Regions from separate parts of the Mus musculus genome. Here region 1 is linked to region 2. Evidence: chromatin loops called from intact Hi-C (ENCODE). Cell type or tissue: left cerebral cortex. All regions are shown on one strand. Each heading gives the region's core, and the rest is flanking DNA. Links, peaks and the distances in the headings are about the cores only. Region 1 holds the start of Gm32829 (a long non-coding RNA gene). Region 2 holds the start of Ppp1r3f (protein phosphatase 1, regulatory subunit 3F).

Evidence for each region. A loop is a pair of places that touch in the nucleus more often than their neighbours do. Peaks named below come from ENCODE experiments on the same cell type or tissue, not always from the same donor. Only the 100,000 strongest peaks of a DNase experiment are listed, where the experiment ranks them.
Region 1: a loop joins it to region 2, with 4 times the contacts of the local background. A loop is called at or near these places in 7 of 42 quality-filtered maps.

The regions. Positions count from the first base shown.
Region 1 is chrX:7,466,082-7,482,231 of GRCm38, forward strand. It overlaps Gm32829 (a long non-coding RNA gene), which reads right to left and starts at 7,894. Exons shown (of 3, transcript XR_386879.1): 1 at 7,676-7,894. In left cerebral cortex, for the core only: a CTCF peak has its summit at 7,899 (motif pointing right); DNase peaks (open chromatin) are centred at 7,917, 8,980 and 10,173; H3K27ac peaks cover 370 bases.
Region 2 is chrX:7,561,439-7,577,588 of GRCm38, forward strand. It overlaps Ppp1r3f (protein phosphatase 1, regulatory subunit 3F), which reads right to left and starts at 12,843. Exons shown (of 4, transcript NM_138605.3): 1 at 11,810-12,843; 2 at 2,798-2,850; 3 at 2,424-2,503. The coding sequence starts at 12,810. Flicr (Foxp3 regulating long intergenic noncoding RNA) reads left to right here and starts at 12,162. Exons shown (of 3, transcript NR_029473.1): 1 at 12,162-12,471. In left cerebral cortex, for the core only: no CTCF peak of the experiment used is centred there; DNase peaks (open chromatin) are centred at 7,732, 9,336 and 9,624; H3K4me3 peaks cover 602 bases; H3K27ac peaks cover 313 bases.

The DNA of each region.
Region 1 (16,150 bases), core at 5,253-13,252, 94 kb before region 2:
GCCTTCAGTTGCATCTTTGAGTTAATAGTTTACCATCTTTTGAATTTTTTTAAATGTACACCCTTAACACTAAAGACCTTCCTCTTAGGGCTGCCCTCACTGTGTCCCATAGATTTTGGTATACTGCAGTTTTGTTTTCATTACATTCCAGGATTTTTAAATTTTTCTTTCTTGATTTTTTTCCCCTTGACCCAATTATCATTCAATAGTGTGACATTTACTCTCCTCATTCTGTATACATTCTATAGTTTCTATCACTGTTGATAACCAGTTTTATTGAATTGTGGTCAGATAAAATACAGGATGTTATTTCAATTTTCCTATATTTGTTGAGACTTGCTTTGTGCCCTAATATGTGGTTGATTTTGAAGAAATTTTCATAGAAAACTGAGAAGAAATTTGGGTGTTTGTTTGTGTGTGGGGTGGGTGTTTTTGAGACAGTCTCTCCATGTAGCCCTGGCTGTCCTAGAACTCATTCAGTGGGGGTATTCATAATGTTCAGGAGAGGACTACATTTTAGTAGATTTGACATGACCATTTTCATCTGTGAAACTGGTGCAGGAAGTTCCACAGGCAGGCCCAAGAAAGAGAAGCTGTCATTTCCCACTTGGTGCAGGCAGCTGTACTGGCTGGAATCTGGAGCAAGATTCCGAGGAGCCATAGGTGAGCCAGGAGCAAGAGGCCAGTAGCTGGAACCTGGAGCTTGGTTTCCAGGCAATGTAGACAAAAGTGGAAGCAAGGATAAGGGGGTGGGCTCCTGTGTAGGAGGTTCCCCAGTAGTACAGGTAGGTCTGAGGAGGAGAAGACAGGGTTCTCTAGTTACTGCAGGAGATCCAGATCAGTAAGGCTGGGCTCCTGGAGCAAAATTCCTGGGAACTGTAAGTGAGCATTATGTATGAGTCCATGACCAGAGTCTAGAGTTTACAATAATTTTTTAACGCTCCAAGTTTATTGGAAGACGAGAGAACATTTTATACATTCACACAATACAAAAGGATCATATTTTAAGTAATATAATTGAAGTTTCTGTAATATTCCTCATCTCTCTGGAACCCACAGAAAAACTAAGACTGTTTTTTTTTTTTTCCTGCGCCACAAAACTAGGAAACCAGGAACCGTCAGAATCACTGAAATGAAACATCATATTACTCCGTTGCTAAGGCAACCTTAAGAATCCTCTCCAGAATTCAGGACACGTAATGAAGGTCTAATAGTTTGAAGATGGCGCATTCTCAGTTTCTACCCAATAAGTAATGCAGAGATAAAGTACAGCTGGGAGTGGGGAGCACCCCTCTGCTCTAAACTTCGCAAAATGAGCAGAGTGCTGCCTCCAAGATCTCTCCATGGAAGAGACAAGGCATCTTTCCTAGAGTTTTAATAGCCTTGTTGGGAAGATGAGTGAATAGGGAGAGGTGGAGCCATCCTTTTCCACTACCTAAATCTGCTATCGTGCAGTTAGGCATAGAGCAAGTGCTTAGAGAGGCTTAGCTGTTGAAGATACAGAGCAGTAAGCTGGAGATGAAGACAAAAGACAGGGAAGGAAGAAATGGAGGCCAGAGCAAAACAACTTTGATCTATCTCAGTCTAACCATGATAAATTTCTATTCCATTATAATCATGACAAACCATCACACAACCCCAAGTTGAGGGACAGTCTACAAAAATATCCAAGTACTACTCTTCAAAAATGTCATGTTCATCAAAGACAAGGAAAGGCCAAAGAACTGTCACAGACTGGAGCAGACTAAGAAGACAGATACAGCTAACAACAAATACAATGTAGACACAAGTGGAAAATGGTTACAATCTGAATAGTTTGTCATTTAATAGTACTATATCAGGATCAATGCCTGGCATTTAATAAATACCCTGAGGTTACTCAAGACAAGGAGAGGTTAAATGATGAGCTCACAGGAATTCTTTGTACCATTTTCACAACCTTTGTGTAACTCTAAAATTATGTCAAAATAAAATCTTGAGAGGAAAAATGATAAAGAGAAGCCTGGGACATGCTATTCCTAACTTCAAAGAGGTAAAATTTTCTTCCAGAACCTTCTTTTTTTTTTTTTTTTTTTTTTTTGCCAGCATCTGAATTCCTCTGGGAACTCAACAGTGACTCCCAGAGGCTGCCAGCTTCAGTAACAACAAATCAGTTCAGTGATCTGGAGAAATGAGCTGTTTGGACCTCCGTTTCCAAACCATTGAACAAATGGTTTGGAAGGCATTACTTCTGGAAAACAAGTATCTACTTCTCTGCCATCTTATACAGAGCATCTACTTAATTATTTATAGCTCATAAGGATTAGTTTGAACATCTACATCTTTGCATCATATGATAAAAGAGTTCTCGGGCTCATTCAGGGACAGAGCTGTCAGTGATAAGTAGAATTTTTGGTCCTGTTTTGTGGATATTCGTTGTTTCTTCTTCCCCTGTTTCATTATCTTGGTGATCCTTAACTGGGTGAGGGGATAAATTAAGTGGATGGCTTTGAAGAGAGATGACAAGAAAGGGCAGGAGACCTAGTCTCCCAAGACAGCCTTACAAATCACAAAACAGAAGTCATCTGCACCAGGTGTTTTTCGGAGGGGGCTGATGTTATCCTCCTCCTCCTCCTCCTCCTCATCATCATCATCATCAGTGTTCTTGGTAGTCACTAAGAGCTACCACATTATTATCCAAGAAAGCAAGCAGTGATTGGCATACAGGACCAAGAGCCAAGAGAGTCGCTGACACAGTTAGCATCATCAGGTAGGTCAGTGACATTCAGGACATTCAGTTTACTTCACTTTATAAAGTGACCAGGACATGATAATCCCTGTGGCTGTCTCCATAATACCTGTGGACAGTCGATGCACCACCACCACCACCGCACCCCATTTATTTGTCTCTAACAAGTTAGGCTAAATACTGTTTTGAAGGTCACCTCTAGCTCTAACATTCTAGGATGCTGCTATTTGAGATATGACTCTCTCTCTCTCTCTCTCTCTCTCTCTCTCTCTCTCTCTCTCTCTCTCTCTCTCTCTCTCCTTCCAGAGATATTTAAGGAATAATTACCATCATCATATGGTGAAAAATCTCAGTTTTATCAGTTTGGGTAGAATCCTTTCTTTTTGAAGTCCATTCTTCTACATTTCACAGGCCACGTTGTGAAGAGCTCTGTGTTCAGAGTAAGCTAACAGCCCAAATGGTTCTCTGTGTACCAAATCATTGGGAGACCCTGATACCTCCTCCTATAGCTAATCCACAGAAAGCAAGCTGGTGCTAAGCCTGGAGTTCATAAATTCCTAAACTGTGTGTGTGTGTGGGGGGGTGTTCTTTGTTGTTCTTGTGGTGGTGGTGGTTTGATTGGTTTTGTTTTGTATGTGGAAATGTCAAGAGATTTCATTGATTTTTCCCCCTTCACTTTATAGAGATCTTAGCTTGCTTTGAGATGATTTCTTGTGTAAGCCAAGGTTGGATGAAGAAGTGCAGAAATGCCACCATACAAGCCCTTCAAACAACACATCCAAGTTAAATAAAAGTAAGGAATGCATCGGAGGTCTCCAGGGAGCTCTGGAGAATACAAGGCAAGCAGGACCTCAGCAGGCAAATCTGTGGAGGTCAGGCTTGACAGAGGGCATCCTTATCCCACCCCATACCAAGGCACCAAGTCCAAGAGCTTAGACTGCACTTCCCACCACAGCCCTGCTTGAGCAACACATTACTAGCCCATATCCTTGTGACCTTCAGGTGGAGGGATGGAATGCCAAATGTGTGGAATCTGGATACAGATGGACAAACTGACCTGGGTTTGCATTTTAACTATGTCATTTATGAGCTGTAATGTGCTATGGGACTTACTGAACAGCTCTATGCATGTGTCTCTTCATTAAAATGAAGATCATAGTTCTATTCTGCCACAGGGTTATTGAAAGATTAAAGATAATGCACACAGAGCTCCTGATAATGGTGCTATGCCACGGTAGTCATAGCAACCATTAAAAGGTAGCTGGTTTTTTCTCTGTTCCATGTGAAAGAAGCCAGACACAGAAGGTCACATATTCTATGATTCCATTTATATGAAATGTCCAGAATAGGTAAATCCATGGAGACTGAAAGTAGATTAGTGGTTGCTAGGGCCTGGTGAGAAGAACGGATGGAGAGTGACTTCTAATGGACATCGTTCCTTTGGGGATGATGAATATGATCTAAAATTAGACAGTGAAGATGGCTGTGTAACAGGAGACATGCTAAAAAAATCACTGAATCATAGACTTTGAAAAGGTAATTTTTATGTTATGTGAATTATATATTATTTTCTCTTCAGAAAAATAAATGGCTTGTTCTTTAGTTTATGGCTAGAAATAGACATGAGACTTTCTAAGGCATGAGCAGCGGTAGTACCTACTTCACAGTTTTTATTTTGTTTAATGAGTTCTCTTTTTTTGTTGGTTGTTGTTATTGCTGTTGCTTTGTTTGTTTGTGTTTTTCAGACAGGGTTTCCTGCTGTGGCCCTGGCTGTCCTGGAACTGTCTGGGTAAACCAAGCCGGCTGAGAATTCAAAGACCCACCTGCCTCTGCCTCCCAAATGCTGGGTTAAAAGCATGCAACATTACCACCCAGCAATTAGTTCTTCTTCTTTTTTTTTAATTTAGACTAATGCTACTACATTGAAAAAGTTTAAAATGTCTGCTACACAAATATTACTGTTATGGTCATTTTCTTAATTATCATTTTATTATGGGTAACATGGTCTAACAAGCCAGCCAGTATATCTTATAATGATTAATGGTGCAATCACTGAATGAATACTATCTTGATAAAAATCCTCACTCCATCATTTATGTGACATTAGGCAAGCTTTCAGATCCTCTTTCCTTAGCTCCTTCATCTTCTCAATGAGGGTAATAATAGCTCATAGCTAATGAACTGTCAGAAGGATTAAATGATGTATCCCTGACAGTACTCTTTGGCTTCAGGTTTCAGAACCAGATAGATAATAAAGAAAAAGAAAGAAACAGAAGAGAAAATAATTTATACAAATCAAGAAGGGAATATGGATAAAAATGAAAGATGAAAAAGAGAGGAACCAAGACCAATGTCAGTCATTATGCCTCGGCATGTGCTTCCCATAACTTCTCTGCCCAAACTTTCCTCCTGGCTTTTTGAGATTATTATTCGTGTTCTTCATGGGAACTTCTTCAGACACTTTGGTAACAGGCAAGTAGTGAGTAAAAAGGCAAACATTGCCTTCTATGCTTGTTATTATCTCTGCTTTCCAGACGTATACATTTCATGAAGGAACTACATAAAATATTTTAGCAACATAATATTTCTGCCTGATGAAAGCATGCATGGGGGTTTTGTGAATGAGCCAACATATATCCTAAAGGGCTAAGGTTTCATAGATAAATGCAACAAACTAGAAATCAAGGCCTTGGATTGAACATGTGCAGATTTTGGTATGTACAAGGATCCAAGAACAAATCTCCATGGATATCAAGTGGCAGGAATGCATGAGTGCATGTGGGTGTGTGTGCATATGTGTGCACATACATGTATGCACATGAGTGTATCCCTGACACCTGAAAGTATATAACAGTTAGTATTCCAAAGATAACTTTACAAACACTTGTATAGACTTGATACAGAGTCACTTACCTATTTTTTCATTTTTTTAAGATTTGTTAACTTTATGTGTTTTGCCTCCTTATATGTAAGTGTACCACATATATGTGATAGCTGCTATGTGGGTACTGGGAATTGAACCCTGATCCTCTAGAAGTACAGTTACACACTCCTAACATCTGAGCCATCTTTTCAGCCCCTCAATTACCTAAAAATAGGAAGAGGTGTTAGAATTCTGCTTTCCTTTTGGCTTAATTCCCCAAGGATCAAGTTGACCAATGAGGGTAAAGGTGGGATGAAGATGTGAATATTCACTGGCCTCTGGCTTCATTCATATTTCTGTATTAAGTAAAAAAAATTAAAGGTTTCTACCATATTTGGAATTTCTCTTAAGATAACAGAAAGATGTGTTAGTTCAGGCTCTCAGAAACAGTGCCCCATGTGACTTTTTTAGAAAAGATTTATTTATTTATTTTACGGATGTGAGTGTTCCCTCTGCATGTACTCTTATGTGGCAGAAGAGGGCATCATTCCATTATAGACAGTTTTGAGCCACCCATCTATGCAAATTGTTGGGAATTGAACTCAGAACCTCTGGAAGAACAGAGGCTCTGAACCCCACCCCACCCCACCCCATGTGACATTTTGACAAGCCCATGACATCGATACAATCATAGAAAGAAAATAACTTTTTTTCATTCTCTTTTGCCATTTCCTGACTTCAATTAAACTTCTAAGGACATGAAAACTGTTGGCCGTTTGTGAGTCTACAGCGCCGAGTGCGTTGACCTCCTCAGCAGCCTTTGCTGCTATTGTTTCTTATGCCTCTCATTTTACTTCCTATTAGGGTAGATCCAAATGTCCATTATGTAAGACCTGAAACGTTGAAACTGATAGATGAAAATTGTAGGGAAAAGCCTTCAAACTATTGACAAGGCAGGGACTTTCTAAACAGAATTCCAGTAACACAGGAAAAAAACCCAACAAATGATAAATGGGATTACATAAAATTAAGACACTTCTGCTCGGCAAAAGAAGTCTTCAGCAATGCAAAAGAGACAGCCAGCCCACATACAAAGGGGAATTAATATCCAGGACATATAAAGAACTCTAAAATGCAAATGGCCAATAAACATCAGGAAAGTGTGTTCAACATCCTTGGCTATCCAGGAAATGCACATTAAAACCACTTCAGAATTTCAACTCATCCCAGTCAGAATGCCAGGCACATAGGGCTGCCTTGTCTGGCTGCAATGGGAGAGGATGCACCTACCCCTGCAGAGTCTTGATGATCAGGGTTGGGGGATGCCAAGCCCTCCCCCATCCTCTCAGAGAGAAGGGGAGGGGGAGGGACTCTGTGAGGGGGGCAGGGACAGTATTTGGGATGTTAATTTAAAAGGAAGGAAGGAAGGAAGGAAGGAAGGAAGGAAGGAAGGAAGGAAGGAAGGAAGGAAGGAAGGAAGGAAGGGGAGAGAGAAAGAGAGAGAGAGAGAGAGAGAGAGAGAGAGAGAGAGCGAGCGAGAGAGAGCGAGCTGGGGAAAAGATAACCCTGAATTCTACCTTCCCAAACCTGTACAGACATTTCTGTTCAGTCATTACTTAGGAACTGGATAAGGATAGCAAAGCACACAACAGATCCATAGTCTGTTTCTTCCCACTTGTGAGCGTGCATCATTATAAGGCATTAAATGAGAACACGCCCAGGGTGTGTGTTCCTCAGACTCCTGTGAGCTTGTTCCTTGTACACGACAGCAGCCCTGCTGGTTCGCTCCACTGAGAAAGATGGCATGCATTAGCTGTGATCTAAGTGTCAGTTGGCTCATTCTGGAACATTAGTCCTGTCATCTCTCTGAAGAGAGAAGGTTGAATCCATTGTCAAAGCTCCCAAAATTGCACTCCCTCTTCCTGAGAGCATCTCTTGGTGCTAAGATACCAAAGTGGCTTCCAGCAACTGAGAGACCACAGATTTCTCTTCCATGACATCAAGTTGCTTGCATAAAACAGCTCCGCATAAGTTCCCAAGTAAATCAGGTTTGCAAAAAGCAAGCGAAAACCTATAGTACTCACCTTTGAGGATTAGCCATGACGATGGCAGGATTAAACGCCCTGTATCTCCGGGTTGATTTCAGCTTCAGGACCATACAGACAATTGCCCTAGGCCCACTAACACTTCAGCACTTCCAGATGTTAGAGTTTTCAAATAATTTTATCCCAGTGGCAAGGAGTGATACAGACAACTCCTTGCAGGGACCGAAGTTGGATTTCCCCTGACATGTACACAAGACACCTGCAGGTGGAGACACAGGGCTGTCCTTGGGAACCAGCAGGCTTTGTACGTATTGTCTTCCCCTAAAACAGATGGACTTAGCATTACAATTTCTGCTTTCCATGTGCTTCTGTGAATTCTGGGAGGTAGGGGTGACATAAATACACACACACACACCCCACAGAGGAGAGGCAATATCATTCTTCTTTCTGTTTTTGGTTTTGGTTTGTGGGTTTTTGGGGGTGTTTTTTTTTAAGTTAGAAGATTTTTTATTAGATATTTTCTTTATTTACATTTCAAACGTTATCCCCTTTCCTGGTTTCCCCTCAGAAAACCCTCTATCCCCTTCCCCCTCCCCCTGCTCACCAATCCACCCACTCCTGCTTCCCTATCCTGGCATTACCGTACACTGGGGCATTGAGCCTTCTCAGGACCAAGGGCCTCTCCTCCCATTGATGTCTGACAAGGCCATCCTCTGCTATATGCAGCTGGAGCCATGAGTCCCACCATGTGTACTCTTTGGTTGATGGTTTAGTCCCTGGGAACTCTGAGGGGTACTGGTTAATTCATATTGTTGTTCTCCCTATGGGGTTGCAAACCCCTTCAGCTCCTTTCTCTAGCTCCTCCATTGGGGACCCCATGCTCAGACCATTGCTTGGCTGATAGTATCCACTTCTGTATTTATCAGGCTCTGGTAGAGCCCCTCAGGAGGCAGCTATAGCAGGCGCCTGACAGCAAGCACTTATTGGCATCCATAATAGTGTCTGACCCCATTTCATCAAAAGCAATTTCAACAAATATTTTAAAGTAAAAAACAAAAACAGGAAAAAGTTGTGAATTACTATTTAGCACTGTGGTAACTAGTCATTTGTGTTCCTAGGGAGACACAGTTCCCGCAGCTGCTATTGTGCTTCAAGCCAGATCTTTCTGGGCAAACATTTACAAGGCTGTGTGTTTGTCCCACCTGCATGTGAAGAGGAGCACAGATTGTCCCCTGTGTAAAGCATCCCAGTCAGAAACTCCATAATGTACAACCTGAGCAGAGCATGCCACCATTTATGTGTAGGTGCCAACTCTGCCTGGAGCCAGGCAGGGAGACCAGATGGCTCCTGGGGAGGGCCCCTGCCTCTCAGCACACCAGATGGAAATGTACTGGCAAACATGCATGCTGGTTTCTCTGGACATGCCAGTACATGAATGATCATCCTTTCTCCAGGCCATGTATTCGTTTCCTGGGGCTACCCTAACAATGTGATTTAGAACAATAGCTACTTATTCTCTCCTAGGACTGGAGGCCAGAGCTCCAATATAAGGCTGTTGCTAGACCCATGCTCTCTCTTAAGGCTTGAGGAATATAAGTCCTAGCCTGCTTCTTGCAGATTCTTGTGGCTCCAGATGTTCCTGGCCTTGAGGCTACACTGTTCTACTCTTCACTGCCACTTCTGATGGCATTCTCTTCTGTCTCAAACATCTCTCTCCTTTCTCCCTTTCTCCCAGAAGGGTAGCACTCATTGAGTTTCAGGCCCACTGTAAATCTGGAATAATCTCAACTTAATTACCTCTGCTTCCACATAACATGACATTCACAAGACCCGGAGACATCTTTGGGGATGACCTGGTGGTAATAAAAACAAGCTATGTATTCATGATTTCTTGTGGAATCACTACATATTCACAGCTATCCCAAGATTACTTTCTTTTTCTTTTCTTCATGCCTGGCAGACTAAGTCTAAAGATAGAAACCCCAGTGAAGGGGTTTGGGGTAGGGTGGGGCCTAGGTCATTTGATACAATGCTTGCCTGGCATGCAGGAAGCCTGGGTTTGATCCCCAGCACTGTATAAAACCAAACATGGTGGTTCATGTTTGCAATCCCAGCACTTGGAGGGTAGGAGGATCGTAATCCTTGGCTATACTGAGAGTTTGAGGCTACATGAGACCCTGGGCTATGTGAGACTCCATCTCAAATAACCTAAAACCTCAATGAAGACATAGCAGTGGGGCTTGATTTAGAAGCACGGGAGAATGTGACTGCTCTGTGCAATCCAGGCATCCTGCTTGGCTGAGACATCTGCACTTGCTGTCACCAGACTGGGCCTTACCTGGGCTGTTAGATTTAATGAACATGAGCTGGGTATGTGCTACTTAGGAGACTGAGGCACAAACCCAGGAATTAGTTTCAGACCAGCCCAGGCAACACAACAAGCCCCACCCCCCAAAAAAAATCTGGGGAAAAAATGTAAAGAGAACAGAAATTTTGTTCCTTTACAAGCAGAAGAATGATTCATGGCCAAAACTGCTTTCCCTGACTAATTCGAGCTTTGGATTTAGTCAGTGTTAACACAGTGCTAGCTCACTGCGAGAAGAGACACAGTTTGGCTTCGGGTTGTAAGGATAAAGCAAGGAGTACTGGTTGCTCATGGGCTTGAAATGATGCCATGGCACAAGGAGGAAGAGGAAGGGCTCATCGGTCTTGAGGCCCATCGGTCTTGCAAACTTTATATGCCTCAGTACAGAGGAACGCCAGGGCCAAGAAGTGGGAGTTGGTGGGTAGGGGAGTAGGGGGGGAGGGTATGGGGGACTTTTGGGATAGCATTGGAAATGTAAATGAGGAAAATACCTAATTTTTAAAAACCAACAAAAAAAATAAATAATTTAAAAAAAAAGAAAAGAAAAGGAAAGACAGCTGGAGAGATGGCTCAGGAGTTAAGAATATGTCTTCTAGAGGATCCAAGTTCAGTCACCTATGTGACACAGCACACAGCTGCTTGTAACTACAGCTCCAGGGGGATCTACATCCTCTGGCCTCCTCAGACACAAGCATTCACATATCCATATATATATGCATACATACATACATACATGCATAATACATACATGCATGCGTGCATACATATGTACATACACACGTACACACACCACTTAATTAAAAATAATAAATGTAAACTGTCATTTGGATGCTGTAAATTGCTCATATTTACAGGTAGAAAGAGGTCCGTTGACTCAGAAGATAACTAGGAGTCCAGCAGAGCTCTAACAGGGATGACGATACTAATCTACATAGGGGATCCTCAGTAGTCTACTCCTAGGTTGTATTTCCTGTCCCTGTATTGGAAGCTTTTGGGTTTTACAAGTCACTGCAATAGAAAAAGAAATAAAGCAATAAGGGAGTGGGTCATTGAAGAAATCACGGGGGAAGTCTTTAAAATATTTAGAATCAAAAAGAAAATAAAAAAATATTTAGAATCAAATGAGAATGTGCTCCTGAAGTACAGCTAAGAGAGCTCCAAGAGACAAATTTATGTTTATGAATGCTTACATTATAAAATCAGAACAATCTCAAATAACCTCATGGTATCGCTCAAGGTCTGTCAGCCATCACTGCAAAGAGAGGCCCATTGGACTTGCAAACTTTATATACCCCAGTACAGGGGAACCCCAGGGCCAAAAAGGGGGAGTGGGTGGGTAGGGGATTGGGGGGGTGGGTATGGGGGACTTTTGGGATAGCATTGAAAATGTAAACGAGGAAAATACCTAATTTAAAAAAAAATCGAAAAGAAGCAAAACCTTACATAACTTAGATTTTGAGTTCATTTAAAGACATATTTCTATGTATTTTATGTGTATAAGTGTTTTGCCTGTATGTGTGTGTGTATGTATGTATGTATGTATGTATGTATGTGTATTATGGTGTACAAGCCTGGTGCCCACAGTGGCTAGAAAAGGGTGCTGGCCTTCCTGAAGTTGAATTACAAATAACAGTAAGTTGCTTTGTGGGTGCTGAGAACTGAACCTTGTTCTGTTCTAAAACTAAAGCTGGATAGTTTTAAATCAACTTGATACTAGCTAGAGTCCTCTGAGAGGAGGGGCCTCAGTTAAAAAAATGCTTTGGCTATAGGCAACCCTGTAATGCTTTTTTTTTTTTTTTTAATTCTTTCTTCCCTTCTGTTAGTATGCCATGATTTTTTTTTTTTAAGGCCAGGCATTATATTCTTTTTTTTTAAACTTTTTTATTTTATTTTTTAATTTTTTTATTAGATAATTTCTTCATTTACATTTCAAATGCTATCCTAAAAGTTCCCGATACCCTCCCCCCGCCCTGCTCCCCTACCCACCCACTCCAGCTTCTTGGCCCTGGCATTCCCCTGTACTGGATCATATAAAGTTTGCAAGACCAAGGGGCCTCTCTTCCCAATGATAGCCGACTGAGCCATCTTCTGCTACATATGCAGCTAGAGATACAAGCTCCAGGGTTACTGGTTAGTTCATATTGTTGTTCCACCTATAGGGTTGCAGACCCCTTCAGCTCCTTGGGTGCTTTCTCTAGTTTCTCCATTGGGGGCCCTGTGTTCCATCTTATAGATGACTGTGAGCATCCACTTCTGTATTTGCCAGGCACTGGCATAGCCTCACACAAGAGAGCTATATCAGGGTCCTTTCAGCAAAATCTTGCTGGCATGTGCAATAGTGTCTGGGTTTGGTGGCTGGTTATGGGATGGATCCCCGGGTGGGATAGTCTCTGGATGGTCAATCCTTTCGTTTTAGCTCCAAACTTTGTCTCTGTAACTCCTTTCATGGGTATTTTGTTCCCTATTCTAAGGAGGAATGAAGTATCCACACGTTGGTCTTCCTTCTTGATTTTCTTGTGTTTTGCAAATTGTACCTTGGGTATTCTAAGTTTGTGGGCTAATATCCACTTATCAGTGAGTGCATATCAAGTGACTTCTTTTGTGATTGGGTTACCTCACTCAGGATGATATCCTCCAGATACATCCATTTGCCTAGGAATTTCATAAATTCATTGTTTTTAATAGCTGAGCAGTACTCCATTGTGTAAATGTACCACATTTTCTGTATCCATTCCTCTGTTGAGAGAAATTTGGGTTCTTTCCAGCTTCTGGATATTATAAATAAGGTTGCTATGAACATAGTGGAGCATGTATCCTTATTTCAAGTTGGAACATCTTCTGGGTATATGCCCAGGAGAGGTATTGCTGGGTCCTCAGGTAGTACTATGTCCAATTTTCTGAGGAACCGCCATACTGATTTCCAGAGTGGTTGTACTAGCTTGCAATCTCACCAACAATAAACCCTTATCTTTTGAAAGAAAATGTTCACTCTTATTCTTTTGGTAATGTTTTCCTCAGTATCTACATGTGACAAAATGCATCAAACACTAAACATGTTATAAGTATGCACATTTTGTTGTTTTCTTTTTCTAAGATGACACTGCCTCCAGAGATGAAAAAAATAATAAAAAAGGGCAAAGGCATTTGAAAGGGCAGGTATAATATTTTCAATTTCCCTATAGAGTGTAGATCATGCTCCTTGCTTTACTGAAAGCATTGGAGGCAGACCACTCCATAACCTAACTCCACCTCCAAAGTCAAAAGTTTTGAAGGAATTAGGCTATCAGCGCCACATTTTTTGGGGGGGCTTCTAAACACTATTTTTTTCCTTGGGATGCTAATAAGGACTTTATTTAGACAGGTTCTCATATTTAGGCTGGCTTGGAACTTGCATTGGTCTCACTGTGTGTTTCTACTTTCCTTGCTGCTTTTAAAATTCTTTTATTGTTCTGAATATTTAGTGTTGTGATTATTATGTGATGGGAGGATTTTTCTTTTCTGGTTCAGTCTGTTTGGTGTTCTGTAAGCTTCTTGTGTCTTTATATGTGCCTTTATAGGCATCTCTTTCTGTAGATTAGGGAAATTTTCTTCTATGGTTTTTTGGAAAGTGTTTTCTGGGCCTTTAAACTGGGAATCTTCTCATTCTATTCCTCCTCCTCTTCAATTCCCATTATTCTTAGGTTTGGTCCTTTTTTTAAGTGTTCCAGATTTCCTGGATGTTTTATGTCATGGACTTTTTAGATTTTGCATTTTCTTTGACTGATATATTGATTTCTTTTTTAGTATCTTCTACACCTGAGATTCTCGCTTCCATCTCCTGTATTCTGTTAGTGATGCTTGCATCTGTTGTTCCTGTTTTCTTTCCTAGGTTTTCCATCTCCAGGATTGCCTCAGTTTGTGTTTTCTTTATTGCTTCTATTTCCCTTTTCAGGTCTTGGGAAGCTTTATTCATATGCTTCACCTGCTTGATTGAATTTACCTGTATTTCTTTATATCTATTTGCTTCCTCTTTCAATGCTTCTACCTCTTTGAATGCATTTTCCAGTATTTCCTTTGGGAGTTCATTCATGTCCCTTTTAAGTTCTCTGTCATCTTTATAAGATTGAATTTAAGATCCTCTTCCTGTGCTTCAGTTTCATTAGGAAATCCAGGGTCTGTTGTAGCAGGATAGTTGGGCTCCAGTGGTGCCATATTGTTCTGGGTCTTGTTGATTGTGTTCTTTTGCTATCCATTAGGCATCTGGGCTTTCCCAGTGTTGGCTGGATAATCCTCATGGCAATGGGAATTCACTGGAAGGTGGGGTAAGCTGTGAGCCAGCCAGTGGAGATCAGGGTACCCTTCTCTGTTGGCTGTGCCTCAGGCAGGCCCCACTCTGCAGACTGTGTTTCAGGGTGGTCTGGCAGGATTCCATGTTGGTTAGTTTGGGGACCCAGAAGGTTTCCATGGGATCCTACATGGCTCTTCCAGGCCAGAGAGTAAGGCCAGAGGTAGACAATGGGTCTCCATGGATTGTGGTCACCATTCACCTCTCCAGGCTGTCTGAAGTGGACCAGCTGGGGTGGCAGAGGGTTCCAACTAGGATGGGTGGTTGGTCAGGGTTGCAAGTTTTTTTTTTTTGTAGACACAGAAATATGGATTTTATTCTTTTTTGATGTAAGTTTTATTGCATTGTGATGATAAAAGATACATAATTTCAATTTATCTGAATTTGTTAACATTTACAAACATATTTTGAGTAAACAGACTTACATCACATTCTTCTTTCCCTTTTGTACCCCAACTCCTCCCAGAGACTCCCTTCAAACCCTGCAACACCTTTTATTTTTTATCATATTCTTTAAAATTTATAAAATATTGTAACAATAAAAATGAGTATTATAAAAGTTGTTTGATATAAAACAACAGTCAATTGAACAGTCTTATGTAGGTGTTTGTCTACAGCAATACTGAAAATACATACGTTTTCTCAATATAAATTTTAAATAACTCCAAATAAACTAATTGTATGATATTTTAAAATAATATATCACTATTGTGTTTTTAATGAATATAAATAGATAAAAGTCTTTTCATGTGTTTGTTTTGTTCTTAGTAGAGCTTAAAATCTTGACTCTTACTGTGGTACAAACACAAAATAAGAACAGTTTTTGAACATTGGGGTTCATTGTAATAAGGCTGTACTTGAATGTCCCTCACATCACCAAAGGATTTTACCTCCATAGTAGATAAGCTAAGAGTTTACAGTTCTGCTGAGCTAAGGAATGCATTGTAGGCACAATTTTTGAATATAGATTTCCTGCTAAGGTCAAAGCTCTTTGACTTGAGTGATTGTCATCATTCTCAGCCCACAGGGAACAGGTTACATTCATTTAAGAAATGGTGTGTGTATCAAGATGGTCTATCCATGAAGTCATTCATCAACTGTTTCAATGAACAATGGTTCTGCTTGGAGGGTGGCACAGAAGTTAGGTGAGGGTAAGATTCTGGTTCATTGGCTGTGATGATTTTGAAAAGCATTCATCTCAGAATAAGAGTAACTTATAAAATTCTCTTCTTTAAAATTGATACAATAATTATAAATATCAAGCAAAGCCTTCAGTCTCACTCTTTGCTGTTCTCTTACAAGCCACCTCCCAAGTTAATTGCCTACATTTCTTTTGGCTGTATAAAATTTTTTGAAATATTTAAGCTGTTCTGAAAACCATAGGATAGTGTAAAAAATTCAAATAAACAATCCTACTAATAGAGAGACTGAGATAGGAGACACATGATTTCAAGACCATTATGTGGCACACAGCAAGATCCTGTCATGTATAAACAAGCAGAAAGTGTATATGGCTTGTATAATATTGGTCCTGTTTTTCCCATTACTAAATTAAGGAGACAACAGGATGACAGCTGACAAATTTCTAATTCCTCATATTTTTGAATTTCAATCAAGTAGGGTTTGTTAGTAATATTAATTTTCATATTAAGAGATATTAAGAAAAAGTGATTGTTACTTCCTATTAACTTTCTTGTTAGAGGTGGAATTATATTTGTGTGGGTTTGTTGAAAGATTACTTTCTTGCTTCTTCTAGAATGTAGTTTCACTCCTTGTGTTGGTGTTTTCCATCTATTATCCTTTGTAAGTCTGGATTTATGGAAAG
Region 2 (16,150 bases), core at 4,390-12,389:
TAGACACTGAAAAGAAGCAAGGTTTCTTAATGAGATCGTCTTCTACAGTTTTAGAGCAGGTAAAGTACAAGGCCATGATAGACTGCCATAGCAAGATGTGAGAACAGGCTCACAGAATAACGGGGAATGTTAGTAGATAAAAGGAGACGATGAGAGAAAAAAAAATCCTCCTGGCCACAGAGAGCAATATTTCAATGCAAGCATCAAAATAAACAAATACAGTGAACTCAAAATCAACTATTATGTTTGGAATCTGAGTGACACACAAAACTCAAAGCCTTTCTGATGACCTTTGGAGAAAACAACATTTTAATGCATATTGACAAATCAGAAGGGGATGAAATATTTACAACACTTTTCTGTACAAACTAGACCTCTCTCTCTCTCTCTCTCTCTCTCTCTCTCTCTCTCTCTCAAGTCCAGCCTAAAATTTAATCTAGAATTTAATAGAACTTAAGTTCTATTAACTAATGGAATTAGTTCTGTTTAAGTCAATTTTAAAATGATAGACAATATTTAATAAATATGTTTAGCAAACTTAATGGTTTAGTAAATTTAATTTAGTAAAACACTAAGGTAAATAAGATTAATGAATGAATGGAAACAGAGGAAGAGCGCCAGTCAGACAGCTCAGTAGGGAAGGCACTTGCTACCAAGCCGCACAGCTTGAGTCTGACACCCAGGACCTACACAACAAAAGGAGAGAACTAACTCCCACAAGTTGTCCTTTGACCTCAACTTACACACACATATACACATACATACACACACACACACACACAAACACACATACCATGACATGTACATACACCAGATACACACACACACACTCAATAAATGTAATTTAAACTTTGTTTAATAGAGTAAGAAACGGATTTTAACCTGAATCTAATCAAGCAAACTCAGACTCTGTCAAACTGTACTTGACAAACAGGGATTAGTAATTAAAGTGGAATGAAGAAACTGAGGGACTATTAAAAAGTTAAGAGACATATCCATGAGATACAGTGTATCAGCCTGACAGAGGTGCCCCACGCCTTTAATCCCTGCACTTGGGAGGCAGAGGCAGGTCAAAGCTCTGATTTTGGGGCCAGCCTGGTCTACAGAGCAAGTTCTAGGACAACCATCGATACACAGAGAAGCCCTGTCTCAAAAAAGCAAAAGACAAAAAAAAAGAAAGAAAGAAGAGAAGAGAGAGAAGAGGAGAGGAGAGGAGAGGAGAGGAGAGGAGAGGAGAGGAGAGGAGAGGAGAGGAGAGGAGAGGAGAGGAGAGGAGAGGAGAGGAGAGGACAACAGATCACTTTGAGTCCTGGGAATAGTTATAAAAAAACCGTATCACTAATCTAATCATTTGATGATATGAAGGAATACTGTTAATTTTTGGAGCTATGATTATGATAAATCATCGGTAGTTTTTGTTTTGTCTCCTTTTAGGATTATCTTTCTAAGAAATAAACTATAACCTTCATGAGCTGACCAGTATCTGGCTCTCTTTATTCCAAAATACTTCCGTAGGAAATGGGAAGGGGATAATGTAAGTAGGAATGGACACATGCCAATATGCACTGAAGCCGGGTGATGCAGGTTCATTATACTAGTCTCTTTTATAAATGTGCTTAAAGTTCTTATAGACAGACGTTAAAGCAGAGCCACTTTAAATGTTTCCTCCCAGCTAAGAGCATCAGGGTACCAGGGTTCAGCAGCTTTCTCCTCCCTGGTGCCCCTGTCCCCACCCTCTCACAGCAGGTCACATTCCTCTTCTGCTCCTGCCTCTGTCCCTTGACTCCTCCTCACTAAGAGTAAAGCCTAGGTCTTCCCCTTCATCCCCGTGGCCCCACCCCATCTGTTCCCTAGCACTTCCCTGACCTCAGCTCTCTCTACTTCCCCTCACTCTCTACTTGCCCTCACTCTGAGAAGTTCCTGCTCCTGCCACATGAGTCTTGTTTCTAACAGACAGTAGCTGAGGCCCGGCCTTTGGGACTTGGAATGCTCTTTTCTGAAGCCTCACTTCTCAGGCCTCTCCCTCCATTCCTCTCTCCTTCCCTCCCTCCCTCCCTCCCTCTCTCCCTCCCTCCATTTTGCCTAAGCATTCATCTTCAGCTCAAATGTCTCACCTTTAAACCATTATTACAATATGTCTCTGCCCTAACATGTAATCCCCATACAGATGCCATTTGGGCTGGGTTTCCAATGTCTATCACACACAACAAGCCTTCCCTTAAATGTTTGCTAATTAACAGTTAAACCCAAGTGAATAATTTCATCTTTCCCTTACCGCCACCCCCCCATTAAATTCTGGTTTTTGTGCTTTCACTCCCCACCTCCACCCCTACTTCTAGGATAGGCAAGAGTAGGTCCAATTGTGGTCACACTATGAGCTTCCTATCTGGCTGCTCGCACCAAGGTTACCAGGGCCTGCTCACCTGAAGTGTCATCTGGGGCCATGGACGGAGAGGGGTAGGGGCCAACAGGGGACCTAGTGACTCTCGAACATCAGGATGTTCTGCGAGAGAGAAAGGCAATGTTGAAGCAAGACAGGTACAAGCAGCCTAATTCTGCTTCTCTCTGACATTAACTGGAAGTTCACATTAGAAGCTTTTTGTGACAGTCTAAGGAAGAGGTGACCTTTTTCCTTTTTATATAGAAACAAGGCAGAAAGAAGTGGTAAAAGGCCACTAGAAAGGTTAGGAGACATAGCTCAGGAGCAGAGCACTTGCCTAGCACACATCGAGCCCCAGCACCATGAAAAACAAAGTATTACAAAGGCTAGAACTCTCAACACCAGCCCGGTGCTTACCTGCTAGGGTATTATCGTCCGCACTCCTCATCCTTGGCTCTTCTTCAAAAGGCCTGTGGGGCAGACAAGACAGCAGGTAAATATGACACCCTGAGAGGTCAGTCGCACCACCCACAGAGGCACCTTCCGGGCCTCTGTGATGACCCATCTTCACCTGACAGCTGCTATTTCTTCTCCCCCCTGCTTCTCAGTCCTTTTGGTCATGAGAGCCCTACGCAATCATGGTAGAAATTTTACGAAAGACAGAAAAACATAAGGATCCAGGAAACAAAACAATCACATATGAGCCAGAGGCAACCACTGTTACTATTTGGAAAATTTCATTCCAGACATTCCCTGAAACCATTTAGATTCTGCAAACATACTTTCACAGCTGGCTTTGTCCATTAAACAGTATGAAACATCATTATAGACTTTTGCAAACATTGAAAAAACGGCTGCTTTGTGCTTCTATCAAATGGCCTTGACATTATTGATATAGCCATTCCCTTCCGACTGAGTAGCTAGCTTCTTTCCTTTATAGTTACAAACCAAATATCAACAGGCACTTTTGGATCACTTCTCTAGGGTTTGTTTCTGGCTATCACAGAAGCCTTTTTTTTTTTTTTTTAAGAAGGGCAGACAGAAAAGACTGAGGGACACAGGAAGCAGCAAAGGGGAGGAGAGAAGGCAAATGGAGATCAAGAAGGTAGTCAGAGCGGCCTGTGTCCTCTACTCCACCCCTCCTTGGTCCCCATACCAGCCTGCCAGGACCCATAACCCCCTTGTAGGCAATATAGAGTGTATAGTGGAGTCAAGAGGAATAAGGATCAAAAGCCAGCTCTCTGGCCTGGAACAGAGCAGTAAGTAAATCAATGGGAGAAATCTATTGGCCCAACTGCTCCTCTGCCAGCCAAGGTAGATCCCCGAGTGACATAAACCAAGTACTTCAGCCAGATCCTCCCAGGAGCGTGCCTTTATCGTGGACCGATCACTGTTCTTATTCTTACTAGTGAATATCAAATGTTCACAAATGAGGCAGAGGGCGGAAGCAATGATTACAAGATCCAGAGACCTGAGGGAAACTGAAACAATCACAACTTTTCTTCCTAAGAGGTGACAGGACACGGTTGACACTTATTTAAAAAAAAAAAAAAAGTTGCAACTTTGAGAAAATACCTACTGAGAATCACCTTCCCAAAACCAGAATGTTGCTAGCAGGCCTATGCTATGGTATTAGCCAATGGTCTACATGTCTACATGGACTGATTTAATCCCCACTGTGACTGCGAGGGAGGCGCTTCTACATCCTTTCAAGTGGGGCCAGTTCTACTATCCCCATCTTATGGATGATGAAGCACAGGCTAAGGAAATGACTCAAGATTATGCAGGTAGGATCAAAACCCGGACTTTTAACCAACAAGCTGATGCTGTTTAGATAAGAGTCTATGTGACTGTACCCAACTCAATCTCCAGCTCTATCTAGAAAGAGAGGAAAGAACCTATAACAGACACATACACTCCCTCCCCACTCCCTTTCACAAAGGCTTTTTACCTGTTCTTTACTCTCATATTCACTGTGTGTGCAGTTCCATAGTACACGTGGCTAGATCACTACCAGAGTGGCTATGCGAACCTCTGAGCAGCACTTTGGAGGAAGAAATTTAACACTGTATATAAGGACCTAGAGTCTGGAATCTTTGCAAGGGGCCCTCAGTCTTCCTCTATAGTCTAGGACTCCTGCATCCCACCAGAGGTATTTCAGTCTGAATATTATAGAGCCTGGGACAGGTGACTCTAGGAGCCCAGCCAGCAACCTCAGCACAACACAGATGAAAAAAGAAGATTCAGGAAAAATTACCTGAGACTGAACCAGTGTCTTCAGTGGGTCTAAAATCCAGACCTTTGAATCTACAGCTCATTTGACTTTTACCTAGCAGGGATAACTTTTTATGTTTGTTTTCTTTTTTAATTGTCTTACTAAAGCTGGGCAGTGATGGCACACACCTTTAAACCAGCACTTGAGAGGCAGAAGCAATCAGATCTCTGTTAGGTCGGGGCCAGCCTGATCTACAGAAAGAGCTCCAGGGACAGCCAAGGTTATACAGTGAGACTCTGTCGAAAAACAAAACAAAACAAAACAAAACAAAACAAAAACCCTACTTTATTGTTATCTTCTAAAGTAAAACTAAAGTAGTAAAAAAAAAAATCTTTAGTTTTCAAGAACACTCTCAACTGGATAGAAAGCCAGCCCTTCCTCCCAGAGACAGCCTATGCAAGCTTGCCCGTAATCTGACTCAACCCGGCCGTGCGTACCAACCAAGCTTCTATTAAGTCATAGATGCGAGTGAAGAGAACTCAGGCTGCAGCCCCTAGCAGGAAAAGAGACTTCTAATCAGATGAAGGAAAGGAAATACAGTCCACAGTGTTCTTCGGCTGCCACAGCCCTCCACAGCTGAAGCCATTCAAGTATCAGCCCAACTCAAGATCCACAAAGTCAGCAAGTTGTCTTCCCAAGCTCCAAGAGTTGGAAAGAAAAGCTGGGGGCAGGGGAGACGGTTGCTCATTGCCTCCACCATGGGCCTTTTTGTTACTACATCAAAGTCATTTGAAAAGTTTACATGTATCCTTTCAAACAGCAACCTTTCCTTCTTCCAAATATAGAAAGTATGATTTAAGGAACTGTCTCTATCCCCGATAACTACACTGCATACTGATAACATCCAAAACTGGCCCCACTTTGAAGACAGTGTCTTAGACAGTAGGCAGAGAGGTGTGTGTGTCTGTGTGTGTGTGTGTGAGAGAGAGAGAGGGGGGGGGGAGGGAGAGAGAGAGTGAAAGAGAGAGGTGGTGGGGAGAAATCTTTGAATCGTCTTTCACAGTAAAATTTTGGAAGTAGCTGTGGCTGCAATCAAAATGAGGCGAGTGTAAGTGTACAGACTTACCGATCAGTTAACAGTTCTTAGAAAAATGGAAGGAAATCAAGAACAAAACTGTACATACGGTGTGCCTGTTCATTTTCGAGAATAAAACCTTTTGGCACCTGTCCCACAAATGCCATGCAGTCTCTCTGGGGGGCAGTGAACACACAGTGGGCCAGGACACACAGTGCTGGGAATGTGTTGGCATGCCTTACTTGAGTACTTGTGAATGAGTCCAGCCCATCTTACCTAGAATGGACCACTCTACTGGGAGTGAAAGTTCTTCCCACCATAAAGAAAGTCAACAGCTACTTGACTTCAGATAGTACCTGGAGACCAAGGGATAAGACTTGAGAAAGTGGTGGCAGCGGCCCCAGCCCAGGCCAGCCAAGACAGAACAGAAAGATCAGTTAGCAGAGATAAAGAATGAGTGAGTGAATGAGGGCCAACAAGCCCCCAAGAGAAATGCAAAGTAGACTCAATACCACGGCCACAATCATCGTCTGGGTCCTACGTGAGCACGCCAAGTTTCAAAGAACTGTGCTTGCCCGAACTGGGTCATGTGCTGAGCCCCAAAGGGAAACACGCACAGCCCAGCTCCCATGGAGACAATCTGATGATGCTGTCTGGGGGGGGGGGGGGGGGGCGTGGCTTCAAGATACTTGGAATTCTGGTCAGCTTAAGTCGTGTGCTTTGGGGGGGTGAGGTGAGGAGGCTGTGACATCATCAAGTTATGTAGGACTCTGCCCTGCTTTCTCTGAGTGTCAGCCTCAACTCTAGGACTTGTGTGCATTGGAGGGCAGCTTACCATGCATGCTTCAAGCTTCATCTAACTGACACTCCCGTGGCCACAGCCCAGGGTGAGAAAACCATTTCACCTCATAAGCCAGCACATTCACGAGTAAATACAGACACAGACACACTGAGAACTGAAACACTTGCTCTTCAAAGTAATACTCACCTCTACTGCATGTCAAACTGCGCTGGGCTATCTCCTATACCATTTGCCAATGTTTGTTGGAAGCCAGCAAACTGATCTTGCATCTCAATAAATGCCCAGAAAATGCAATGTTGAATAGTCCCAGCTCTACCACAAATCAGCTGTGACCCGGGACAAATTTCCTCATCTCTTGTGCCCTAGTCTCCTCATCTATAAGGAAGAAATGGTAGTAATACTTCAGGGAGCTTTTCGATGGACTGAGGAAACATGCAAAGCACCAATAAAGTGCTTAAAACTAAGTCTTTTGGAATAGCGCTGGGGCTCTGAAAAAAGGAAGCAACTTGTCCGGCCATTCCCAGCTGTAGGCCCCATCCAGCAGCCTAGCGCTGCAGTTCTCAACTGGAGCACTAGCAGAACTACACAGGCTCACATCCCTGCTCTGCCACTTTGCTGTGCAGCCTCCAGCCCACAACCTTAACCATGATGGCCTACCAGTTGTCTGTAGAACAAAGGGACACTTTCTCATGAAATCCTCTCTCCAGACCACTTAGATGATTCCCACCCCACCCATTTCAACTCTATTGTTCTCATTTCTGTGAGGCTGCCAATAGCTACCCATTCATTCAGTTACAGGTATACCTAAAACCTGTGCATCAGGGATAGTGACAGGAGACACACTGGTGAGCAAACCCAGCAATGAAATTTAGAATTTGATGTGGAGACATTTGAAAAAATACTCAAACTCGTTCTTTCAACAAATATTTATTGAGCACCTACTAAGTGCCATGCACTAAGGCAGGCCTGTGAAAATACAGTGGTCACCAATGCAGAGCATGTCCCTACCCCTCACGGAGCTTACAGTCTAGCATTGCAGTCACCCATTAATCCCCTAATAAAGGCCTTACTACAGACGGAAGCCAGTGCCTTTAGAAAAGGAAGGAACATGCTAGAACACTAGGCCCTGGCACAGACTAGAATCAGCAAGGGCTTAAGGATGCTTAGAAAGCAAGTGCATGGGTATGGAATAAGAGGTTGTTTGGGGGCACTGAGTGGGAGACAGCCAAGCTTGAGAAGACTAAGGATTCAGTCAAGCAGACACCAAGTTTAGTAGTTGAGGCTGACAGAACAGGAGAAAGGGCCAGAGATTTTGAAGAAAGCAAGTAGAGGGCGGTCCCAAAGCCAGAGGGGACCGAGTAGGAGCAGTTAGCCCTTTCAAGAAGAAAACAACGGAGCCTTTCAGTGTGGCCAAAGCCAGGGACTAATAAAACTGCAGACAAAGCAAGTGCTGTTGACTCTTCAGGGGAGGGGGACAAGGGTGATCATCAAGTACTGACCAGAGGCAAAGGGCAAGGTGGCTCAGCAATTAAGAGAGAGACCCTGGCCTGAGGCTAGGTCAACAGAGGACCAGGTGAGACAGACCTGGAAAAAAAGCCTGATGAAAGACAAATGGGGCTTATGGTTGCAGCCTCTGGACAAATGGCAGAAAATGAAGCTCTGGAGTCAAGAACAGAAACTGGCCTGAAATGGGAACAAGGGACCCCCTCCTCATGTACAATGTGAGGGGTGTTGGTGTTCAGACGTGGGGGCTCTAAGGAGCAGGCATTCCATTCTTATGGTTTCTATTGTGTTTGAAGAAGCAAAAGGCAGAGTGTAATGATAAAGAACACTTGACGGGATCCCATGAAAGAGGAGCCGAGGGTGGATCAAAGGACACACAGGACAATGGGGCAGGATGGAAGATGGTCCTTAACTTGGGGGAAGGCTCACATGCTGGCCTATGTGGCATTTTCCAACTTGACTTGCTGATCAGTGCTATGAATAAAACTGGGGACTTAAGGAGGCTAAGCTGCGCAAGCTTCCTTCCCTAAGGAAACCCTCTTAGAACTGAGGAGTCTCCATGAGGAGAATCTGAGGGGTAAACACATTCTTGGTGAAGCAAACAGTATGAGCGACAACCCCAAAGCAGGAGTAACAGAAGGGATGTGGCGACAAGAGCTCGGGAGCAGAAACCAATATAAAGCCAGACTAGATGCTAACAGAGGCTGAAGCAGGCATCGGTGAGGGTGTGTAAGGGCCAGCCAGATTTTTGTTGGTCTTTATTTTTAAGAGGAATAGGATACTTCCTCAGAGTATAAAGCCAAGACACACCAGAAGGGCTCCTTCCCATATCAGTCCAATCACTGAGGACTCAAAACCTCTGTGCTCACCCAGAAGAGGGATTTAAAGGAATCTAGCTCACAGAAAACGCTGTTGAGCACAAATGAAACTATACAAAAATACTCAGCAAAGTGCCCAGCAAGGAAAGGGGGCTTGGCCACATATCACTTGGTAGGGTCTCACATAACCCTTGCCCCCTGGCTCTACCCCAAGCTCCTGGGAGTCTTAGGACCAGTCTGTGTCTTCTCTGCTTGTTCCTAGCACTGTGCTCAGCACATAACAGGCTCTACCAAAAATGCTGCTGATGGATTCTCTCTAAACCTACTGAGTACTGCAAACCTGGTCCTGCAAGCTAGGGAAAGCAGCCAGCTCAGCCTCTGGACTACATCCTCATGGCTGCCAATCATCTCTTCTGACCCTACCTGCCAAGGGCCAGCTGCACAGTGGGCCTGTGGCCAACGATTCTGAAGCCCTCTACAGCAGGCCTCCCACAGATAAGAAAAGGGATCCCCTGAGGTCCACCACCATTTCCCCAGAGGGCTGGATCACGGGGGGTAGCTATTCTTCAACAGCACTTCAAATCAGCAGCAGCACACAGGCCTTAAAACAATAATAAGTTGAAATGTATTTGCTAGGAAAGTCACCGACCTACAAAGAAAACCTTATCGCTGATCTAGCAGCGCACACCAGCCTCCCCTTTGCAAGAGCTGAGATCAAAAGATAAAGAAGCTATCAAAAAGCCATCTGCCCACTTAAAATAACATCTCAAGTCACGTTGGGAACCACAAACATGGGGCCAGCTACCAAAACAATTGTCTAAATGAACTACTTCAATTTCTCCTTAAAACCACCCATGTATTTTAAAAGAAAAACACCCTCTCCACCCACCTTGGCACGGCAAGGTTTTGATTTGTCTGTTCCCTTCCTTTCACATTCTTGAAAATGACCAAACTTCAGTACTCAACTGTCTTATCTTCCAGAAAGGGCTCCCACAACTGCCGATGGAATAAGAAGTGATTGAAATGCAGGCGATTCTGGGGGCACTGGAACTGGGTGGCGGCTACATACACATACATGTGCAATTCTTCCGAGCCATGCCCTCGGGGGTCAGTACCGTCCACTTGTGTATATCTCAATAAAACACGAAGCACACGTAACAGGTACAGGGGGGAAAGGAAGAACTAAGAGCGCCAACAGTGAAATGCGGACTTTGTTTTTAAACTAGCATCCCTAACATTTCCTCCCTGGCCTGGCTATTTACTAGCTGAGTGACTCTGAGCAAGCTCGAGCACCTCTCCGAGCCCCCCACCCCACCCCATTTCCCATGAACTAGGACTCAATATAGTGCCTACAGTCAACAGCACATTCAGCTGACCTCAAGAGGAGAATGTCCCTACCACTCTTAACAGAGATTAAGAAATGCTGCCCACCAGACCTTTTACAGCTACAATTATGCCTCAGTTACCTTCCCTACGGGTACTGCATCCAATTCAACCACACAATGGGAAAGCCATTCCTCTCTGACCAATGAGGAAACTGAGACAAGAGTACACAACAAAGCTGAGTTTGGGAAAGGATACATGGACTGTAGTGAGCATCTAAGCTTCGATGCTAATTACCAGCACTATGGCACTACTTGGAACTAGGCTCGATCCTGAGTGCTTCTGCTCATCCCGTGAGGTCTGTGCCATAACTTCCTGTTTTACAGATGAGGGTGTTTATCTACGGCACGATGCAGCTAAGAATTGGATACGGTCACACTAAAAAGTGGCAGGCTTAGGGTTTGAACCCAGGTAATCGAATGGCAGAATCTAAATGCTTCAAGGTCCATCCACGAAGAGCTAAACCTTTCACAGCCTAAGCCCTTACCACAACCAGCAGATCCCACAGCACCCTGCTCCATCATGCAGCTTCGAAGGGACAAAAGGGCAACCTCCCCTTCCCATTTCTCATAGGAGCAGGAAAATGTATGCATTTCATAGGGGCTCTAACTGACCCCGGGCATTAGGCCTAGCTGGAGCCCTTGACAAACGTATAGCCCTGGTAAAGACCTAGAAAAGCATTATATCAGTCAGTTTACAAGAGGTGTGCAAAAAAAAAAAAAAAGAAGAGCGATGTGACCTTCAAGTCCGCTTCTCATCTGTTTCCGCCTCTGCCAAGGCTAATGTTTTTATGTGAGAATAGAGCCTCGCTCCCTAAACTCCACTGGAGGCCTCAGACTACCAGAGGAACAGTTTTTAAAAAAAAGGATGCATAGACTTCAAAGCCAGAAATGGTTGAAACTAAAAAGCCAAGTACCACCACTTCCTCAACCAGTTTCTCTAACTCTGGCTTCCTGCTGTGGCAGATAGGAATCAGACTGACTCCCCACGCCGGGAGACCCTTAGTCCACACCTTCGCACGTCATGTTCTCTCCACTCCAGCACACTGGCTGACAGTCATACGAAACCCAGAACCACCTCAGGACTTTGCTGTCCCCACTATCTACATCTACCTCCCCTGTATGTGCATCACTGCTCCGTACCACTCTGGACTCAAGTTTAAATGCCACCTCCTCAGAAAGAGTCCTACCTGGTCCAAACTCTACCAACTCGCTCGTCCATAACTCTTCGTTATCACCGTCTGGGACTCTTCACAAGAGCTCACCCTCAACACGTCTGCAGCAGCCACTCCCTCCAGAGCCTTACAGTATTTTCCTCTCAGCACTAACCTTAGCCCTATTTATCTTATCTGCTTGTTTGCTTTTGCATTCTGTTTCCCAGAGGAGCCTTTGCGGGATGGTTGGGGACAGGGAAGGTGTCTGTCTTGTTCAGGGCCTTATAGTGGAACTCAATAAATGGATGATACCCCAGAATTTAAAACAGTGCCTAGCACATGTTTGGCCTGCACTACTCTTTGACCGAATGCACCCTCCTGCCTGTCCTGGAGAGCAGGCCTGGGGGAGGGGGAAGTGCTGGGATGGGAGGCTTCTACATCCAGCCCTGTGTTGGTGGAGGTGGCGCTGGCAGACATTACCTGCGCCTCACCGGCTTCATGCAGCTCTTCAGCTGCCTGGCCTCAGCCTCCACAGGACCCTGGCACTCAGGCTGTGGCTCCAGCTGCTGCAGCTGCTGCTGCTGGGGCAGCCCTTCGGCATCAGTGGGTGTGGGAGCGGGTGCGATCCGGAGCAGGACAGTGTAGTTGCGGCCATGGTTGTTGGCCCAGAAAGTGCCCTCGGGGGTCTCATAGCGCACCACGAAGTCGAGGCGCGCCCCATCGCTCGCGCCCTCAGCAAAGGGCAGCTGGAAGGCAAAGCGGTCAGTGCAGCCACCGTCGTCGGGTGAGGAGGCTGACATCTGGCCAGGGCCCAGGCCTAGCCCGGGATCCAGGAGGGGATCTCCTGCTCCTGTTCCTCCCACTCCTGCCCCAGGCGGGCTGCGTGGGACATAGCGGGCTGGGTGGTCGCAGAAGGTAGCCCAACCGTCGTGTGAGGCCCGCACGTGCACCGCCTTCTCGAAGGAGCGGTTCAGCACGCGCACCAACCCGCGCACCACTGGCGGGCGTCCCCCAGGCACCCACACCCCGGAACCCCCGGGAACCGCTCCAGGAGGCGGCAGCAGCGCCTCCAACTCCACCATCACGCGCCCCAACCGCTCCAGACGGCCCAGCGCGGGCGGCAACGAAAATGTGGGCACCAGGTAAAACCCCCCGCCAGCGGGAACGGGGCACGGCGGAGAGGGATCGGGAAAAGCCTCCTCTTCCTCCTCCCCTTCATCCCCATCCTCGCCATCGTCTTCCTCATCAGCCCCGCCACCGCCGCCATCTTGCCCGGTCGCCGCCGCCATCTTGCCCGCCCCGGGCCCGCCCCACGGCCGGTAGCGGCGTAGCTGCGCCAGAGGCAGCCCCAGGGCCTCGTCAGCGAACAGCACCCTCCGCGGGGCCACCGCCGCCTCAGCCGAGGCGCGGGGCTCTCCCGCAGCCGGCGACGGGGGCGCGGGATGCCGCAGCGGTGGCTCCACAGGGGCCGTGCGCGCCATATCGGCGGCGGCGGCGGCGGCACCGACGGCACCGGCGGTGGGACCGGCGGGGGCAGGGCCTGAAAAGGCGGGCAGCCAATGAGAAAGCCAGAACAGGGGGGTGGGGCTCCAGTGGAGCGTAGGCGGTGAGCTAGAGACAGGTACGGCCAACAGCCAATGGACAGCCACGCGGGAGTGACGTACAGGTGATTGACAAGCAGGAGAAGCTAGCAACCAATGAGGACGCCCGCGCGTGGGCGGGATGGAAGGCGGGATGATAACGGAATCAATGGAGAGGCCTGAGTAGGGTTAATGCGGGCCCGAAGATGTAGCAGCAGGAGTATGACAATTAGTGGGAAAGTCTGAGCACGAAGGGCATGGTAGGCGGCGGGAAGATGAAATGGCTACAAGCAATGGGGGCAACGGGGAGCGAACCCAGAGGTCCAAAAACTGGGAGATCCGCAGGTTGCGTAGGCGGTGAGACGTAAGACAGATAAAATGAACAGCCAATGGAGAACTGCACGCGAATGATGTAGAGACAGAATGACGATAATAGTTGCAATGAGCCAATGGAGGAGTCTAGTGAGCGCACACTATGGCTTCAAGAGGTGGTAACAAGGTAGATCTAGCCAATACAGAGACTGAACAGAGACGGGAAGGCTGTGTGTGAGCAGACATGGAGGCGGGGCTGTAGCGGGCGGGGGGGGGGGGGAGCACTAAGGCATGTGAGGAGTGAAGGTGGGAGCGAGAAAGAAATGGGGATCCAGGGTGAAGGCTGTTATATCTCAAAGGACAGTGCCAGTATGGGATTAACCAAAGCTGAAACTAGAGAAATGTAGCCAGAAGGAAACTTTGGAGGCAAGATGGGAACTCATACCCACGGATGGTAGTGTAGGTGCTGTGAAGGAAAGCATGAGTAGCCAATAAATAGGCTGAGTTGGAAGAAGGTGCATAGGCTGAGCCTGAGCTATTGAGTGATTGAGCGCAGAATCAGAATTCATTCAACCAGTAAGATCGGACCTCTGGGGAATGGCTTTACCTTTCCCTAATCTTCCATGACTCCCCATGGCTCCACGAATACCCAGAGCCCCTAAAAGCCCAGACTGCACCGGATTGTGAGACCAAAGCAAAACAGTTCTATCAGTTACTGGGTGTGTCCTGCTGGCCCCACACCACCACACACACCTCCCAGCCTTATTGTGACCAATGCAACTAGCCATGAACGTTCTTAACTGTTCCTTAAAGTCCCCAGTTGAGCATTGATGTTCTTCAGGACTTGGCACTATTGCATGAATCAATCGCAAAATAGGAAATAGAACCTTTTTGGAAGAATTAGCTTTTTCCAACTCACACTTAGCACACATTGACTGATAGTATGTCATCACAAGCTTATCAGCTAATGTACATTCAAATCAGAGTCCTGCCCTTCTTGCTCATTTTGACACTTTGCACCCCACAGTGGCTTTCTTCTCCCCCCCCCCCACTTTCCCAATCTCCTCTGCTTAGAGTGCTGTCCCATCTGTTTCTTTCATCTAGTGAATTCTTTCCATTCTCCCTCTGAGATGGCACCTCCTATGGGAATGACCTGGACTTTGCCATCGTGTTCATTCACATATCCCCCACTCCCATTTACTAACTTAGTAAGACTTAGTGTTTGCCATATGCCAGGTTCAGGGAGTGCTTTTATCTAACCCTCATAAGACCCCTAACAGGAAGGCCCCCACAGTCTCTCTGCTCCTCCTGTCTGTGTCCAGGGTCATGAAAGGAATATGTCCAGCTACAAGTAGCAGAAGAATAATGGCATAATGAAGGTAGAACTTTTTTTTCTCATCTGAAAGTTCAAGGCAGCAAGTGCTCTCAGGACTCCATCCTATCTGCCCATTTTGGGTATCAACTGTGCCCCGGTCTTGCCTCAGAGTCTCATTCTTCAGCAAATCCTGCAGGTTATCTACCCAACGCATTTTCCAAGCAGGATATGGTGATGTATGCCTGTAATCCCAGCACTCAAGGGGCTGAGGCAGGAGAATCACGGAATTCCAAGCCTAGGCTACAAGTGTGACCTTGTCTAAAAAATAAAAAGGGTTAAGTGTAGCTCAGCGGTAAAAACCACTTCCTAGAAAGTGCATGGGCCCCATCTCTAGCATCATTTTTTTTAAATCCCAAATCCACCTTTTCACTACCACTCCATCAACAGGACCAGCACCAGTCCCAGTCCCCTGGACTACTGTAGTCACCTCCCCCTGGTTGGTCTCCATCCCATGTTCTACCCCCTATTCCATATTCAGCCATCTAAGACATCCTCTTAAGTCCTAACAGCAATGTCTCTCCTCTGCTCCCAACACCCTCTGGCTTCCTCTACACTAAGAGGAAGAGCCAACCTTCACCATGTCGTAAGCGCACAAGCCAGCTAGCCCCGTCTGACCTTCCTCCTGTTCTCTCCCTTCCAGTCATGTCACTCCAACCACACAAGACTCCTTGCTGACCCTGTACATATCCAGCACACTCACCTCAGGACACCCACACTGACCCTTCTCTCCTGGATCTGCAGATCTCCCCATCACTCTCTTCTTCATCTATGCCTGCTCTTTGTCAAAGATCCCTTTCCCTGGGAATGCTCCCCCTGACCTGTTAAATCCTGCCCCATTCACCATCAACTCCTAGCCCTCCCAGTTTGCTTCCCCAGGAACCTACATGAGCCAATATAGTAATGGTGGAGAGGAAATACCACCCTCTGACAAGCAAAACCCTAGCCACCATGCTGCAAAGACCCTAGCTTTACACTTCAGTAACCTTAACACTCCCGCACCCACAGCCCCATTCAAATAGCCTCCTGGAAACCTGTGTCACTTACCCCTCATTTACTTATCCTGCCACCTCTCTGACCAAGTTTTCGCAGAATGGCAGGAAGATGGTGACGAGGATATAAAGGAAGATGCAGACCAAACCATGGACCCTGAGAAAATGAGTACCTATTCCAAAAAGAGACAGGTGACAGGGCAGGGGACTAGAACTGTCTCAGAGACATAGAAGATACAGGGACTAGTTGGGCCCAAGTGTACAGGGAGCAGGGACCATTAACTTTGGGGCATAGCTACAGTCAGCTGCCCATTACCTGTTAGGTATGCTCTTCACCCCTCCCCTATTCCCTCCCACACACAACCACAACTGTTAAGCTCCTAAGATCCATGCAGACCTCCAAAGTAAGAGGACCTCATCCCACCTCTGCCCCTCCCTCCCTCTCAACTCAGGACCTCCCCCGGCTTCCAGGCACCACACAGGCCATGTTTGGTCTTAGATGTGTCCCACCAACTTAGAAGCCCCAACCAGTGAAAGTTTTGCTTTGAACTAATGATAGGAAGGG